Regions from separate parts of the Homo sapiens genome. Here region 1 is linked to region 2. Evidence: read pairs that join two places in POLR2A ChIA-PET (ENCODE). Cell type or tissue: HepG2. All regions are shown on one strand. Links, peaks and the distances in the headings refer to the core of each region. The heading gives the core; the rest is flanking DNA.

Evidence for each region. Peaks named below come from ENCODE experiments on the same cell type or tissue, not always from the same donor. Only the 100,000 strongest peaks of a DNase experiment are listed, where the experiment ranks them.
Region 1: POLR2A ChIA-PET joins it to region 2 with 5 read pairs; 2 of 35 experiments call an interaction of 5 or more read pairs at or near these places.

The regions. Positions count from the first base shown.
Region 1 is chr17:81,382,944-81,388,746 of GRCh38, forward strand. LINC03048 (long intergenic non-protein coding RNA 3048) reads right to left here and starts at 2,439. Exons shown (of 4, transcript NR_164137.1): 1 at 2,186-2,439. RefSeq lists enhancers at 3,047-3,615, 5,000-5,559, 5,560-5,803. In HepG2, for the core only: no CTCF peak of the experiment used is centred there; DNase peaks (open chromatin) are centred at 2,628, 2,848, 3,706 and 4,393; H3K4me3 peaks cover 1,826 bases; H3K27me3 peaks cover 4,431 bases.
Region 2 is chr17:81,641,504-81,647,502 of GRCh38, forward strand. TSPAN10 (tetraspanin 10) reads left to right here. Exons shown (of 4, transcript NM_001290212.2): 2 at 804-945; 3 at 3,489-4,126. The coding sequence starts at 910. Among named protein-coding and RNA genes, the nearest start is that of TSPAN10, 7.3 kb to the left of the region's middle. In HepG2, for the core only: no CTCF peak of the experiment used is centred there; no DNase peak of the experiment used is centred there; H3K27me3 peaks cover 1,269 bases.

The sequences.
Region 1 (5,803 bases), core at 204-5,203, 260 kb before region 2:
CCTGTCCCCTCCCCACCCCCAGCTCTCCCAGGCACTACAGCCTGGGGCAGCCCCTCCCCCAGGGCCCCACCCTCAGCCTCCTGTGCAGGTGAGCAGGAGCGGGCAGCCTCACTGGAGCCCAGATGACGGAGCCGGAGCCCCTGCCCCACCCCACCTGCATTTGAGGGGTGGGATCTGCTTCTGGCCATGAGGGAGGACAGACCCCCACACTCTACAAAGCCTGCCCCTTGGCTGCTTGGCTGTCTGGGCCAATTCTGGTTGTCCTGAACCAGAGGCCACCAACGGGCCCCGTGGAGGCTCAGAACCAAAATCCCACATTCTCAGAGGTTCTTGGGGTCCTCAGGGTTGGGTAGTGCAGCAGCGTGCAGGCTGGGAGGGAAGCCTGGGATCAAATCCTGGCTCCCCTTCTTCCCGTTTGGTGGCCTTGACGGAGAGTGAGGGCTTCCTGGTGACTGAGCCTCGCTTTCCTCGTGTGTCCTGGGCTCGGAGAAGTCCTTTCTGGAGGAAGGAGGGTCCCTTCCTCTTGGTCAGGGCGGGAAGAAATGTGCCCCAAGGAGGGATGGCAGCGCCCACTGCGCCCCTTTCCTCCTCCCCCCACCCCGGGCTCCTCCTCTGATTCCGTTTTGGGGACTCTTTCCTGCCCCTCAGAGTCTGAGGCTTCTAGGCCTGCGCTGTTCATACCTTGACCCCACCCCAGCCCCCATGTTCGCAAGCCTGTGTCCCCTGGAGCCTCTTGTCACAGAGGACCCTCTCCTGTGGAGTCCCAGGGCTCCACTCGCCCCCATGGGGTTTCCAGCTTGCAGCCTGGGGTCCTGGGACGGGTGCAGGGAGGCAAGTGGCCCCCAGCCCACGGAGCCCCATCATGCAGAAAATTCGGCAAAACCCAGCTTCCTCCGAGTGAGGCGGCTGTCCCAGGGCAAGCTCGGGGAGGGCACTGTTGCCCCGCTGTCCCTTGGCCACGGCAGGGTTAGGCTGTAGCATGGGCAAGACTCAGGGACACAGAAATCGGAAGGGGAGTCTAAAAGGGGGTCCAGCCCTGCCCAGCAGCCTCACCACCTGGTGGCATCACCCCCACGCTGGGCGAGCTGCCCCCTCTCCAGGGCAGGGCTCCAAACCGCTCTGGGGGAAGCTGGCCTCAGCTGGGTGTCGGGGGGCCTGGGCCCATTTGCCTGGACGCTGCGGGCACCCTGCCCCTCTGGCTCCCCGGGGTCCTGGGCCTCTCGCGGGCAGGAATGCCATCTGTGCCATCTGACCAGGGCTCCCCTCACTGTGCACCCTGGCGTTTTGGGGCGTGGGAAGGCGTTCAAGGCTGGTTTCTGTTTCCCCGTCAAGCCCTGAGTGGAGTGCGACCGGAGGCTGGCCAGTGGCTCCCCGGGCACCTAGGGGAGGCTGGGGGCAAACTGAGGCAGTCTAGAGCCTACAATCACTCCAGGGGCCTGTGGGGCAGGGACAGGGCTGAGGGGACCTGGCACCCTGTGGGTTCCCCAGCAGTGTGGCTGGGGACATGGGGACAGAGCCCACCTTGCAGCCTCTGATCTCTGGGCCTGGACATTTGTTTGGAGTAGTGTTCACTGGTTTGTTTTGTTTTCTTTTTTTTGAGACAGAGTCTCTCTCTGTTGCCCAGGCTGGAGTGCAGTGGCGCGATCTCAGCTCACTGCAAGCTCCGCCTCCTGGGTTCGAGCGATTCTCGTGCCTCAGCCTCCCAAGTAGCTGGGGCTACAGGTGCCCACCACCACGCCTGGCTAATTTTTGTATTCTTAGTAGAGACGGGGTTTCACCAAGTTGGCCAGGCTGGTCTTGGACTCCTGGCCTCAGGTGATCCACCCGCCTCAGCCTCCCAAAGTGCTGGGATTACAGGTGTGAACCACCACGCCTGGCCTGTTTTGTTTTCTGATTGCAAAATGAATACATTTCAAAAGGGAAATTTGAAAAATATAAAAAATCCTTAAAAAGAGAATAAAACCCACCCATCAACCCATCATGCTATACCCAGGAACACTACCTCCAGCTTCCAGGACCCCCAACCTCAGCCAAGGGTCTCCACATACTTCTCTCTTCTGTAATTGGGTCTTCCCGCGGAGGCTGGGGCCTGGGCGGATGGATGCCCAGGGTGGGGGCTACCTCCTCTGGACTGCCGAGACCTCCCCAGCAATGAGGTGCCAGACCAGGACCGGGGTGAACTCACCATGAGCTTCTGTTGCCGTCTGGGCCTGGGCTGGGAGCAGGAATCTCTGGGGAAGGCCAAGCATGTTTCAGAGTCATCGGGATCAGGGCCACCCTCTCCCTCCCCCAGTGTCTGCAGCCATTTTCATAGGAAAAAAACTGGGTTTAACAAAGCTGTTCCAGACCTCCTGACCTGAAACTGATTTCTACCCTTCCGTGTGGCCCTAAGGCTCCCAGGCACGAGGCGCATAGCTAGGGGAAGACAGTGCCTCTGACACCCATTTAAGAGTTAACTGAGGCCAAAAAGCCGCTCTGCACGCCCCTCTTGTTCAGAGGCCCACTGATCCCCTGGTCCCGTGGTCACCACGGGGTATGGGTGCAGACAAAGCCGTGTTCATGGAAGCTCCGGGCCTGATGACAGTGGCACAAGGACCCCATTCTCTGCTGTCTCCAGCTGCATCCCCTCCCCCAGCCGGCCTGACATCAGAGACAGCGGGTCAGACATCCCGGGATCCCCCACTCCCACCCCAGGGCGCAGGCTCAGCTGCTGGGGCTCAGGGAAATGCACAAGAGGGCCTGTGCTGGGGAGACAGGGCGTGGATGAACTGCCTGAGTGGTGCAGACAGCTGCAGCTTGGCCCAGCAAGTCTTCAGTGGGAAGCTGCCTGCATTTTTACAACTGATTTTTGAACCTGAAAGTGGAGGTTCACATCCAGCCTGTTCAACGTAATCTTGTTGGTTCCAGTCCAACGTGACCTTTTGGAATCTGGTTTCCAGACTCTTGCCATATATTAGCAGTTCCTCCCGGCTGCAGGCTGCGATCTGCCTTGCTGGGGCCTCATCCCAGAGAAACAGGCTGGCCGGGAGCATTCGGAGGGGCTTCCCAGGAAGAGCTGGACCCTGACACATCTTTCCGTGGGTGCTGTGGCCAAGACGCCCAATGGCTGGTCATGAGGCCCATTTTGTTCTGCTCCTGGTCTACAAGGCAGAAGTCGGGACGCATCATGTCTGCCCCAGCCAGGAGTCTTAGGGTTGTCCCAGGCCCAAAAGTCAGCCAACCCTAGTACTAGTTTTCCAGAAGAATCCAGAGCCTACGCACCCAGGCCCTCAGTGTGAACAAGGGCACGTTATTTGCTCTCACAGTCTCCTTCTGCTCATCTGTAAAATGGGCATGGCCACCATGCCCTCTGTGTCCCAGGCTGTCTAGAGGGTTGAGCAGGCAGGGTAGGATCTGGTACCCACCATGCCCCCGATGCCCACGCAGGCCAGAGAGGGGAGAAATGGAGTTGGCTGAGGCCTGGCCCTCCAATGCCCTCTCTGGGCTCTGAACCAGGGCTCCGTCCGTCCCCTGGGGCTGCCTCCCGCAGGCCAGGGCTCCTTTATCCTCCCCGTTGAGCACCTGGGGCGCGGGGATGACAGCCTCATTTCCCCAAGCAGCCCCCACAGGGCTCCCTGGATTCCTCTCTGACAAGCACATGCGCCGGCTCTGGTCTTGGCTCCGTGTGCCCCAGCACGACAGAACAAGTGCGGCAAGACCCAGGCCTGCAGGGCGGCGGCAAGTGCCCGGAGGGGCGGAGGCGGGGGTAGGGGGTATGCCGGCGCCCGGCAGTGTCGCTGTCCCCGCGCCACCGACCCCACCCCGGCGTGACCTTCCCTGCCGCGCGCCCAAAGGCCAGCAAAGCAGGCGGCGCTTTTAAGGACGCGGCGGCGCGGCGGGTTCGGTGCCAGGAGGCGCCGGGGGGCGGAGGGAGGGGGCGCTCGAGGCCAGAGGAGCGACCCCCGGCAGCCACCCAGGCGCGCCCCGCTCGTCACTCGCTCTCTTCTCCCACTTGCGCCGGCCGGGGGCGGGGCGCGGCGGCGAGGGTGGGGGCTGGGCAGCCGGGGTCCTCCCTCCCCCGCTGTGCTGGAGGCAGCGGGGCGCTCCCCGGAGCTGGGGCGCGGAGGGAGGGCCGAGGGCGCGTCGGAGCCTCATCCGGCCTGGGCCCTCCGAGCGGGAGCGACCCGGGTGCGGGGCCCCACTCTGCCTGGTCGCCCCGAGCGCGTGGAACGCGAGCCGAGGTTCCGCCCGAAATGCGGCCGGCGAAGGGGTGCGGTCCGGGCGGGGTCGCGCGCCCCCAGCACGCTGCCTGGGCTCTGGAATCTGGGAGAAGCCTCCAGCACGGGCTCCCGAGCGCACAAACTCAGGGACGCCCTTCCTCCCGTCCCTGGTCCCCTCCCCGAAAAGCGAGGGGGACGGGCCTGGAGGGAAACGGATTCGGTTTCGCTCCGCTCTCGTCAATTTTCTGTTTAATGTCACCGGGCCCCACTGTGGGAGTAGGAAGCGCGTCACCCGGGCCATAAATTTGCGGTGATGGCGCCTCCGGCCGCCTCCCCAGACGGAGGGACAGGGCCGACTCCGGAGCAGGTGGGGCCGCCGAGACTCGACCTCCGCGGTAGGCGCTGCGCGGCTTCTCCCGACGCGGGTCCCGGGCGCGCTCGGCCGCCCCTCCCGCCGCATCCGCCCGCGCCCGGCCCCGCCGCGGGATTTCCAAAGGGCTTTTGTTCCGGGCTTGGATGTAGAGGCTTTGATTTTTTTACCACCCGCCTCAGGAGACTTTTTGCTTGGAAAAGTCCTGCTATTAAAACAAAAACAAAAACCAATCAATTCCGGAGGGAAGAAAATGCCTCCAGTGTGTGTCTGCGCTTCCCCCGGGCCGAGGACGGTGGTCGGGGCTGCGTATTGCCCGGACCCCGGGTAGGGGAGGCGCAGAGACCCGGCCCTAATGGACTTCGCTCGGAAAGGCCCCGGCGGAAGTGGCCGGGAGAGCGGGCGGCTGCGTGGGTCTGGGCCCTGGCCCGGGGCAGGCTCCTCTGGCCTGCCTGCCTTGGCTGCTTGGAAAGGGATTTCTGGGGAGTCTCCCTTTGGGGGCACTTTCCCCGAAACTCCTCTCCCGCCTGGGGAATTACCCCTGCAGCGGGTACTGATGCTTCATGAATTGAGATGGAATACGTATTTGTTCAGGCCAGAAAAAAAAAATGAATCTATTGAATGATTTTTAATTTAATGGATCAACTGTCCTGTTAACAAAAGAGGCGGTGGCCGTGTTTGGCGCCAGGCGGGAGGCAGCAGTCAGGTGGTCCAGGGGCTGGAGGTGAGGGCTTTGCCGCAGGCGCATGCTGCTCTGTGAGAACTCCGAGGAATAACTCACTGGAGGGCTATAAATGCTGAAGGTAACCAGGCCAAGGACTCCAGTGCCCCCAGAAGTCGCAGGGGAGAGACAGTCTGTCCCCTCTGGTCCAGCCCAGGGAGGGCCTGCAGCCTCCCCATGGGAGCCATGGCCAAGGGGGAGAAAGGTCTCCAGGGCTGGAGGGCAGGTGGGCGGTGGGGCTCATCTCAGGGGCAGGGCGTGGGGGTTTGTGGGCCAGGACCCACCCAAGGGCTGGGTCTGGGAGGTGCTTGGGGAGCCCAGGGCGACCTGGTGTGTGCCCTGCGGGATGCCCCGAGGGCTCCTGCTTGTGTTGCCAGCACCTGCCCTTGGGAGCCGTCAGCTGGGGCCACGATGCTGGCAGGGTGAGGCCTGGCAGGGTCTGGGGCTTTTGGAGGGTGGGGGCTAAGGGAACCCCTGGTGGAAGCTGCCTTCAGGGTTCCTGCCTGCCTTGAG
Region 2 (5,999 bases), core at 538-5,537:
ACTTGCCCGGTGTGCTCCCACCCAGGCGTCTCACGCGCGCCTGAAACCCTCTGCCTGCTCCATCAGTACATTGCCTGCTGTGCTGCACCACCCAGACCACCTCTTTGGACTGCTGAGTGTTGGTGGCTGAGTCCGGGCACAGTGGCTCCAGCCTGTAATCCCAGCACTTTGGAAGGCCAAGGCAGGAGAATCACTTGAGTCCAGGGGTTCAAGACCAGCCTGGGCAGCACAGCAGAACCCTGTCTCTACAAAAAAAATTCAAAAATGAGTGAGGCAAGGTGGCGTACATCTGTAGTCCCGGGAGGCGAGGTTGCAGTGAGCCGAGATTGCGCCATTGCACTCCAGCCTGGGCAACAAGAGCGAAACTCAGTCTCAAAAACAAAAACAAGGAGGTGATCTGGTGGGGGGACGCTGTTTCATTCGTGCAGTGAACAAGCCGGGGGATAGATTGGCGCTGGGGCTGCCCATGGGTCTCTTGGGATTGGGGTTGTGAACCAATTTACCAGGGTCTGATTCCCTGGTTGGGAGCTGATGGAGCGGCTGCTGACCCTGCAGAGCTGAAGTCCGCATGGGGGGCTGCAGTGAGAGCCACAAGGCTGGCACCCAAACATGCCTGCCTGAGTCACACCTGCGCTGAGCTTAGGGGACCCACAGAGCCAGGGCTGGGGAGAAATATATCTCCACAAGCAGAGGCCTCCTTAAGCTCTAAAATGTGATTCTTCACATGACTCAACTGTGACTCCGGCATCTGGGTAGGGCTCGCACCTCCCCCATTCCCATGCCCAGGGCTGCACTGTTCACAGACTAGCCCAGGGCCGCAGTCAGGACCAGCCCAGCAGCCCAGCCACAGAGGAGCCAGCGAACCTCTCCCGGCGCCTGTGCTGGGGGCTTTCTGTTCCAGCGTCAAGGATGGAGGAGGGGGAGAGGAGCCCCTTACTGTCCCAGGTGAGCCATGCCAAGTGGCCTTGCCCTGAGGTTGGAGATGTCCCCAGCCCTGAAGTCCTAAGGGAAGTCCCTGGGCTGGGTTCACACCCACCCCTGCCCCTGGTGCCACCCCACACCTCAATGCTGAGATTGGGTTGAGGGGGGTGGTTCTAGGCAGCCCCCTCCCCCTTCCCCACTGCGCAGTTCTCTCAGCCCCATGCTGGCCTCTGGTCAAGGGATCTGCCAGATCTCCCTGAGGGCCTTGGGGGCAATCTTTGGCTCAGGGTGCAGGAGGGGGTGAAGGCAAATGTCCCTTGCAGCCAGCCTCCAACGGCCTCTGGCCCCCAGTGGCCCCAGTCTGGCCAACCAGGCACTGACAGCCTGTCCTTTTGCTTCTAGTGACTTGTTGAGGTCTTGGGGGTGATAAATAACCCTCCTCTGGGGCCGGGCACAGTGGCTCACTCCTGTAATCCCAGCACTTTGGGAGGCTGAGGAGGGAAGATTGCGTGAGCCCAGGAGTTCAAGACCAGCCTGGGCAATGTAGCGAGACCCTGTCTCTACAAAATATTATATATATATATATATATATATATATTTAGATAGAGTCTCGCTCTGTCACCAGGCTGGAGTGCAGTGGCACAACCTCGGCTCACTGCAACCTCCGCCTCCTCGGTTCAAGCAATTCACATGCCTCAGCCTGCTGAGTAGCTGGGATTACAGGCACATGCCACCACACCCAGCTAATTTTTTTTAGTCGAGACAGGGTTTTACCATGTTGGCTAGGATGGTCTCGATCTCCTGACCTCGTGATCCACCCGCCTCGGCCTCCCAAAGTGCTGGGATTACAGGCATGAGCCACCGTGCCCGGCCTACAAAAAATAATTTTAAAAAATTACCGGGACGGCCGGGCGCGGTGGCTCACGCCTGTAATCCCAGCACTTTGGGAGGCCGAGGCGGGCGGATCACGAGGTTAGGAGATCGAGACCATCCCGGCTAAAACGGTGAAACCCTGTCTCTACTAAAAATACAAAAAATTAGCCGGGCGTAGTGGCGGGCGCCTGTAGTCCCAGCTACTTGGGAGGCTGAGGCAGGAGAATGGCGTGAACCCGGGAGGCGGAGCTTGCAGTGAGCCGAGATCCCGCCACTGCACTCCAGCCTGGGCGACAGAGCGAGACTCCGTCTCAAAAAAAAAAAAAAAAAAAAAAAATTACCAGGACATGGTTGCAGTGCCTGTAGTCCCAGCTACTCAGGAGGCTGAGGAGGAAGGATGGCTTGAGCCCAGGAGTTTGAGGCTGCAGTGAGCTGAGAGCCTGATGCTGTGATCAGCTTCTTCCTGGTGAAACTGGATTGGAATGGGATCCTTGCCCAGCACACAGCCATGGCTGCTTTTTATTATTTATTTAGTTTTTGAGATGGAGTCTCGCTCTGTCACCCAGGCTGGAGTGCAGTCACGCGATCTCTGCTCATGCAACCTCTGCCTCCTGCTCATGCAACCTCCACCTCCTGGGTTCAAGCGATTCTCCTGCCTCAGCCTCCCAAGTAGCTGGGATTACAGGTGTGTGCCACCACGCCCGGCTAATTTTTTTTTTTTTTTTTTTTTTAGTAGAGATGAGGTTTCTCCACGTTGCTCAGGCTGGTCTCGAATTCCCGACCTCAGGTGATCCACCCACCTCAGCCTCCCAAAGTGCTGGGATGACAGGCGTGAGCCACAACGTCCAGCCCGGCCATAGCTTCTTATTCTCCTTTTTAAAAAAACTCTTCCCGGCAGAACTGGGCACCTGCGGGGCTGCCTCTTCCCCCACAGAGAGAGACCAGCAAGCCTTTCCTGCCAGTGGGCCAGGGGGTCCCCTCTGAAGGCCCTGCAGCCTCCAGGCGGTCTTCCTGGGCTCTTGGGCACCCTCCTCCCTGTCCTGGGAGCCTGTTGGGCAGGGCACTGTCCTGTCCTCGGCAGCAGGGTCCAGTGCCGTGTCCACACTCAGTGCGGGCCGTTGGTGGGGCCGAAGAATGGGTGCTGGGATGTGAGGACTGGTTTCAGAGGGGAAAGAAAAGGGCAGCCATGTGGGCCAGCCCCTGTGGCTGGTGAGGAAGCCCCTCTACACAAGTTCCATGCTGCAGGCACACACAGACTGATCCACGCAGATGCTGTTTCAAACTCTGGGGACGCAGCCCCGCCTGTGTGCTGCGGGAAAGCCAGGGCGACCCTGACCCGGGGAGGCCGCAGACACCCACGCATAGGACCAGGAGGGAGTGGGTGTGTTCACTGAGCACCGCCCTGCTTGGTCTTCACCACAGCCTTTCAGAGTCTGCTCATCACCCTGTTCTAAAGGTGGGGTCCCACCAGAGCTGGGACCCTCACTGCCCCTTCTGCTGCTCAGCCGAGCGGGACGGCCCTGAGGGCCCCCTGCCCCTGGCTGTCCGCATCTCTGAGCTCCAGTGCTGCCCTCCGCCATCCGGCATCCTCCCATCCCTCGAAGGCTCTGCCACCATGCTCTTCCCTGACCCCTCACCAGTTGTCACAGAGTCTGGGTGAATGCGGTCTCACCCTGTTCCTCTTCCCTCTGCAGGAAACTGCAGGCCAGAAGCCCCTCTCTGTGCACAGGCCACCCACCTCAGGCTGCCTAGGTCCAGTGCCCAGGGAGGACCAGGCGGAGGCCTGGGGCTGCAGCTGCTGTCCCCCGGAGACCAAGCACCAGGCCTTGAGTGGCACCCCCAAGAAAGGACCAGCCCCTTCCCTCTCCCCAGGGAGCAGCTGCGTCAAGTATCTGATCTTCCTCTCCAACTTCCCCTTCTCCCTGCTGGGGCTGCTGGCCCTGGCCATCGGGCTCTGGGGCCTGGCTGTCAAGGGGTCTCTGGGAAGTGATCTGGGGGGGCCCCTGCCCGCAGACCCCATGCTGGGGCTGGCACTGGGAGGGCTGGTGGTCAGCGCAGTGAGCCTGGCTGGCTACCTGGGCGCCCTCTGTGAGAACACCTGCCTGTTACGTGGCTTCTCTGGGGGCATCCTTGCCTTCCTGGTGCTTGAGGCCGTGGCGGGGGCCCTGGTGGTGGCCCTCTGGGGCCCGCTGCAAGACAGCCTGGAGCACACCCTGCGTGTGGCCATCGCCCACTACCAGGACGACCCAGACCTGCGCTTCCTCCTCGACCAAGTCCAGCTCGGGCTGAGGTGCTGCGGAGCTGCCTCCTACCAGGACTGGCAGCAGAACCTGTGAGTCTTGGAGTGGGCGAGGGACAGGGCCACCACAGGGTCGCAGAGGCCACACACCCTTGTGCGTGTACACACAGTCACTCACACGTACATACTCATTCGTGCATGCCCACATGCATGCACACGTATACCCACATGTACACGCATATCCACACTGGCACGTCTCGTGCTCACAGGTTTCACGTGTGTGGACACACACCTACACACTCCTCTACACTGACATGAACATGTTCTTGTGCACACACAAAACAGCCTCACACTCAGGCACACACTCACACTCAAACATGTTCATACACACACGTGTCATGCACACAAGGTATAGGGGTGCTTGCCTCTCCTTGTTCTATGGGCTCAGGGCCCCAATCAGCCCTGCGGCCCCCAGAACGTGCAGGGTGACTCTGTTCCCCCCGCCAGGGCCAGGAGGACTACCCAGGAGCTTAGTTGAGAAGCTGAGCCCACAAACTTAGAAAGTCATTTTTCTGCTGGGCACGATGGCTCACACCTGTAATCCCAGCACTTTGGGAGGCTGAGGTAGGCGGATCACCTGAAGTCAGGAGTTCAAGACCAGCCTGGCCAACATGGTGAAACCCCATCTCTACTAAAAATACAAAAATTAGCCAGGCATGGTGGCAGGCACCTGTAATCCCAGCTACTCAGGAGGCCGAGGCAGGAGAATGACTTGAATCCAGGAGGTGGAGGTTGCAGCCAAAACAGCACCACTGCATTCCAGCATGGGCAACAGAGCGAGCATCCATCTCAAAGAAAAAAGGCCGGGCGCGGTAGCTCACGCCTGTAATCCTAGCACTTTGGGAGGCCGAGGCGGGCGGATCACGAGGTCAGGAGATCAAGACCATTCTGGCTAACACGATGAAACCCCGTCTCTACTAAAAAATAGAAAAAATTAGCTGGGTGTGGTGGCGGGCGCCTATAGTCCCAGCTACTCAGGAGGCTGAGGCAGGAGAATGGCGTGAACCCAGGAGGCGGAGCTTGCAGTGAGCCGAGATCGCCCCACTGCACTCCAGCCTGGGCGATGGAGGGAGACTCTGTCTCAAAAAAAAAAAAGAAAAGAAAATGACTTTTAGGTGAATTCAGGACATTATTCTGGAATCTGACTCCACAGTTTCCCTCCACCGTGAGTGTCATTAAACGCCGTGCATTTAGGATCCAGTGCAGGATTTTCTTATATTCTGCTCAAGGGTAGCTGTCTTTTTGTTGGTTTGTTTGTTTGTTTTTTTGAGACGGAGTCTCCCTCTCGCCCAGGCTGGAGTGCAGTGGCTCGATCTCGGCTCACTGTAAAGAGGGTAGCTGTCTGTTTTATCAGCTATCCCCAGTGCATGCACACCCCAAGCAGCACCTACTCTCCATGCCACACCCAGGACAGACGATATGCACTCTGTCTCCCAAGCCTTCTTGGTGCATGTATCCAGGAGCAGCTGAACACAAGAGATGAAGTCATAGGCAACCCTGAAAACTGGCCATTGGGACCCAGCAGTGGCTAACAGGCGGGTCCTTCCAGACTCTGCAAAGCACCACATAGGTTGGTTTTTGGCCACGTGTGACTGGGTTGGTGGCAGTCCCCCTAGAGTGTCGTGATGCCACGTCTGCTGCTGGCCTCGTCCCCATCCCCTGCCTAAGTGGGGCATACTCTTCTAGAGTGGAGAGGGCATGGGGATGAGCCTGCAGGTCTGCTGGGCCCGTGTGCAGAGCCCCAGACATCAGTGGATGCCTAGGGCACCTGGGGACTGCCTGACCTGGGCTGTGATGAGATCAACACTCCCTAGCTACCCTGGGAGCTCCTCCCCCACCCCTGCTTTCTGTCACTGCCAGGTACTGCCTCTCAAGCCCTTGCTCTTCCCAGTAAGACCTGTGGACC